Regions from separate parts of the Mus musculus genome. Here region 2 is linked to region 1. A link is a contact called in ENCODE Hi-C or POLR2A ChIA-PET data. All regions are on one chromosome and are shown on one strand. The core of a region is the stretch at or near the end of the contact, and the rest is flanking DNA. Distances in the headings are between cores, read along the strand shown. Region 1 holds the start of 4930517M08Rik (RIKEN cDNA 4930517M08 gene). Region 2 holds the start of Arid1b (AT rich interactive domain 1B (SWI-like)).

Region 1 (2,554 bases), core at 22-2,521:
AGTTAGGAGGTCTACACAGACTCCTGAAGCCTTCAAACTTAGTTTCTAGAAGAAAACTTCCCTTAGAACCTGAATATAATTCTTTGGAATATTATTCTGTTGTATTTGTTGAGCTAGATGCACAGGCAATCAAAGAGGAAGGACTTGCTATAACAGTAGGAAGGAAATGGAAACAGGCAGGTGGCTGGACACAGGGGCACAGAACACATTTGCATTTTGAGGACAGGCGACTAATTCCCAGTCTCAGCTCCTAGAACTTACAGACTACCGCCTCCACCCACACTCCAGCCCTGCCACTTTCAGAAGGTGTGATTTTCACTTTCCTTTTCAAATGCTAGTTAGAACCCGGGATTCCCTCCTCTGCTGTTGCTACTCATAGGCCAACTACCAGTCAGCACTCCCTTGCTGTGCTTTAGTTCCTGAGCTAAATCACTCAAAAGAGCAAAGACCTGTTTGACCCACTGATTTCAGGGGATTCAGTCCAAGGTTGCCTGGCCCTGTGGTTTGGGAACCTGTAAAGAGGCACTGTACCACAGTGAAGGGAAAGGATCAGCAGAGGAAAGCACTCACCTCCAGGCAGCCGAGAAGCAAAGCAAGGCATGCAATGTCAGTACCCCCCTTTTAAGGGTGTGTCCCCATTGACCTCACTTCCTTTCCTAAGGACCCACTTCCTGCAGCTTCTAGAACCCCACCATAGTGCCACAGGCAGATGATTAAACCTTGAACACATGAGTCTTTGAGGGGAGAGAGAAGATCAAGATTATAACAAACCACTCGTTCATTCTTATATTAGTCAGCTCTCCTTTCACATCACAAGAGCAAGGATAACCTAGACAGAGAAAACACATCCACAGCTTAAAATGCAGAAGGTTCTATTTAAAATGGAGCACTACACCACTCCAGTGAGGTCACCAGACATAATGACAGGGATTCTGTGTTAGCAGGCTACCAGGAACACATAACAAGCCTTTGAAGTCATATCCGTAAGACACAAGAACCTCTTAGACATCACCTCTTACAAGTCCAAGGAACCTCTCAAGATTGCATGTGGGACTATTAAAGATATTGCCCACATTCAAAACACAGGAATCTTTTAGATTGAACCTAAGTCCCTCCATGTAAAACCTCCAACTACTTGTGTGTCCCACCTGTAACTTTGAAATGAACATGAGTCTTAATATGTCAGCTCCTCATAGTGACAGGACTGCCTGAGGGCAGAGGTCATCTAGAGGTCATCATCCTTGTGACCTCACTGCCTCAAATATGGCAAGGGCCTAAGAAACATTTTCAGAGAAAAAAACAAAACCAGAACTGTGCTAGGCATGAGCATGCACCCTGTAATTCCAGTGCTCCAGAGGATCTGAGTTCAAGGCCAGTCTGAACTACTAAGCAAGACTTTGCCTGAAAAGGTAGGGAGGGAAAGAAGAGGAGAGAGGACAGAAGTGGGGGAATAACAAGAGGGTAGAAGGTGGAGGGGGCAGGGATTCACCTGTGGCAGGTAAATGAAGTAATTTAAAATGTAAAGATCCAAGCCCTAGGTTAGCACCCTGGAATATAGCCAGGAGACTGAATGGCAAGCAGAAGGGCCACAGTAAATTATTTAGAAAAGATTAAGGTATCTTTTATAACCTTTGTTCTGAAATTCGAGTACTCTGGCAACTTGTTTTTAGAATGATTTTGATGAGAATCGCAAAGAGGCCATTTGTTTGAACACCCTGTAGGTTAGTATCAGGTAGAAGATAGGCTGCTATCAACACTGTTTACCAAGTGGCACCAAAATAACTGCTATTTCTAACATAGGACCTCTGACCTTAACTCAAGCTTTAAGTCACCTTGGCCTAGTCACCTAGGAAGCTTGTCACCTCATCTGAGGCAGAGCACAGATACAATTCCTATTCCAATAGTAGAAGAGAGGTGACTCCCAGAAAGAAGCTCCCAGAAATAAGGCAGGTGGCAACCTTGGGCAGACGGAAGCATCTGCTTCCAGAGTCAAGAATTGGCACCTTGTCTTCTGTGGGCCCAGACAGATCTGTTTACCATCCATCCCCAGTGAGCGTATATGGTATTGATAAAATATTTACTAAGTCTTAATACTTGTCCAAACAACAAAACTATTTACATTCTGTGTTCTAGAAGGCAGGCAGAGTGGAAGAGGAAAAACACAGGCCCGTCACTCCATCCTTCACATTTCAACACAGAAGGAAATATGGAAAACTAAATGGAAACCAGGCCAGTAAGGGAAAGCACTTTATTGGGTTTTTTTTTTTTTTCTTTTTTCCGAGACAGGGTTTCTCTGTGTAGCCTTGGCTGTCCTGGAACTCACTCTGTAGACCAGGCTGGCCTCGAACTCAGAGATCTGCCTGCCTCTGCCTCCCAAGTGCAGGGATTAAAGGCATGCGCCACCACACCCAGCACTTTATAACATAATAAATCCATTATCTCCAGGGAAGGTCCCCAAACCTAGCACCTGCTTTCCGCATATCTTCCTTATGATCAGAAATGTCCCACCACAAGTCTGAGGTCATATTCATTTAGCAGGGAGTCTTCTCTCAGA
Region 2 (2,554 bases), core at 36-2,535, 360 kb after region 1:
CTGCTTAACCTTCACTTAAGTCTTTCATAATTTCTCAGTTGGATGAAGTTGTGGGAATTAAGCCGATGGCCTGAAATTCAGGCGCAGAGGCCAAGGTTGTGAAAAATTACATAACTCCTGAGAGAGACCGAGTGCTTTTGCCCGGCCTGCCTGAGTGTTTCTCTTCTCCACCGGCTCCTCGCCACCTCTGAGGCCCAACAGACAACTTTGCTTCCCAGCCCCTTCTCCCTCTTTTGTCTGCTCTTCAGACTCGTTTTCCACCTTCGTACCGCTCCCTTTAGACGTGAAAACAAACACAGGGCCGCGCGCGGGTTGGCAGGGAGACCGGAGGCACGAGGGGACCGAGCAGCTTCGGGCCCCGAGCGCCGGCAGCCGGTTCCCCCCCCCCTCCCCTCGCTCCCCCGGGCCGGGCCCTCCGCGCCAGGCCGGGCGAGACCAGCCGGGTGAGCGGGGCGAGCTGGCGGGCGAACGTGCGCTCAGCGGCGGCGCCCGGGGCCGAGTCCAGTCCGCGTTTTGCGAGTGCGCAGCAGCCCTCGGAGAGAAGCGGATAATAGTTGCTCCGGCTCGCTCGGCTCCCTCACGCCGCGCTGGGCCCGATTAGGCTCAGGCAAGTCGTGCATTTCCCCCCCCCCCCCATATCCGGGTTAGAGAGGGGGGAAAAAGAGAGAGAGAGAGAGCGAGCGAGAGTGAGGGAGGGAGAGAGAAAAGTTTCATTGCAAGCGGAACTAAAAAACTTTCCGCCCGTTCAGGCCGTAGCGGGCGCGAGCCCCCGAGCGCAAAGGCGCGCCCCCGGCGGGCGGCCCGGGGCTGCGGGGGGTGGGGTGGGGAGGGCACCGCGCTTCCCCGCGGGCCGCGTGGATGCGCGCAGGAGGGGCGGCCGGCTGCGAGTGGGGACATTGTCTCCCCCCACCCCGCCCGGCCGCGCCACGCCGCGGCGATCATGGCCGCGCGGGCAGCAGCGGCGGCGCGGGCGCGGGCGGGCAGCGGCGAGCGGCGGGCGCCCTCGGGGCCGCGGCCGGCGCCCGGGGCCCGGGACCTGGAGACGGGCGCGCGCGGCGCGGTGGCGGCTCCGGGCCCCATCCTGGGGGGCGGCGACGGCGGCCTGAATAATGTGCACCACCACCCCCTGCACCCCCGTCACGACCTGAACATGGCCCATAGCGCGAGCGCCGCGGCGGCCGCCAGCTCCAACAGCGCGCAGAGCGGCCGCTCCGAGGCGGCTCTCAAGGAGGGTGGAAGCGCCGCCGCGCTGTCCTCCTCCGCCGCCGTCGCGGCCTCTTCCTCCTCGGCGGGCCCCGGCTCGACCATGGAGACCGGGCTGCTCCCCAACCACAAACTGAAAGCCGTTGGCGAGGCCCCCGCTGCACCGCCCCATCAGCAGCACCACCACCACCATGCCCACCACCACCACCACCACCATGCCCACCACCTCCACCACCTCCACCACCACCACGCACTACAGCAGCAGCTAAACCAGTTCCAGCAGCCGCAGCCGCCGCAGCCACAGCAGCAGCAGCCGCCGCCACCGCCGCAGCAGCAGCATCCCACTGCCAACAACAGCCTGGGCGGTGCGGGCGGCGGCGCGCCTCAGCCCGGCCCGGACATGGAGCAGCCGCAACATGGAGGCGCCAAGGACAGTGTCGCGGGCAATCAGGCTGACCCGCAGGGCCAGCCTCTGCTGAGCAAACCGGGCGACGAGGACGACGCGCCGCCCAAGATGGGGGAGCCGGCGGGCAGCCGCTATGAGCACCCGGGCCTGGGCGCGCAGCAGCAGCCCGCGCCGGTCGCCGTGCCCGGGGGCGGCGGCGGCCCAGCGGCCGTCTCGGAGTTTAATAATTACTATGGCAGCGCTGCCCCTGCTAGCGGCGGCCCCGGCGGCCGCGCTGGGCCTTGCTTTGATCAACATGGCGGACAACAAAGCCCCGGGATGGGGATGATGCACTCCGCCTCTGCCGCCGCCGGGGCCCCCAGCAGCATGGACCCCCTGCAGAACTCCCACGAAGGGTACCCCAACAGCCAGTACAACCATTATCCGGGCTACAGCCGGCCCGGCGCGGGCGGCGGCGGCGGCGGCGGCGGAGGAGGAGGAGGCAGCGGAGGAGGTGGAGGAGGAGGAGGAGCAGGAGGAGCAGGAGGAGCAGCGGCAGCGGCAGCAGGAGCCGGAGCTGTGGCGGCGGCGGCCGCGGCGGCGGCGGCAGCAGCAGCAGCAGCAGGAGGAGGCGGTGGCGGCGGCTATGGGAGCTCGTCCTCGGGGTACGGGGTGCTGAGCTCCCCGCGGCAGCAGGGCGGCGGCATGATGATGGGCCCCGGGGGCGGCGGGGCCGCGAGCCTCAGCAAGGCGGCCGCCGGCGCGGCGGCGGCGGCGGGGGGCTTCCAGCGCTTCGCCGGCCAGAACCAGCACCCGTCGGGGGCTACACCGACCCTCAACCAGCTGCTCACCTCACCCAGCCCCATGATGAGGAGCTACGGCGGTAGCTACCCCGACTACAGCAGCTCCAGCGCGCCGCCGCCGCCGTCGCAGCCCCAGTCCCAGGCGGCGGCGGGGGCGGCGGCG

Evidence for each region. Hi-C counts contacts between places; a loop is a spot of excess contacts on that map. ChIA-PET counts read pairs that join two places held with the same protein, here RNA polymerase II (POLR2A).
Region 2: a map of Patski shows a loop between it and region 1 (2.5-fold over the local background). The contact joins the promoter of Arid1b here to the promoter of 4930517M08Rik in region 1. A Hi-C loop is called at or near these places in 1 of 37 maps with a recorded cell type or tissue (Patski). POLR2A ChIA-PET finds 5 or more read pairs at or near these places in 1 of 5 experiments (Patski).

The regions. Positions count from the first base shown.
Region 1 is chr17:4,633,709-4,636,262 of GRCm38, forward strand. 4930517M08Rik (RIKEN cDNA 4930517M08 gene) reads left to right here and starts at 1,272. Exons shown (of 3, transcript NR_130984.1): 1 at 1,272-1,409; 2 at 2,137-2,233.
Region 2 is chr17:4,993,789-4,996,342 of GRCm38, forward strand. Arid1b (AT rich interactive domain 1B (SWI-like)) reads left to right here and starts at 1,286. Exons shown (of 20, transcript NM_001085355.1): 1 at 1,286-2,554. The coding sequence starts at 1,307.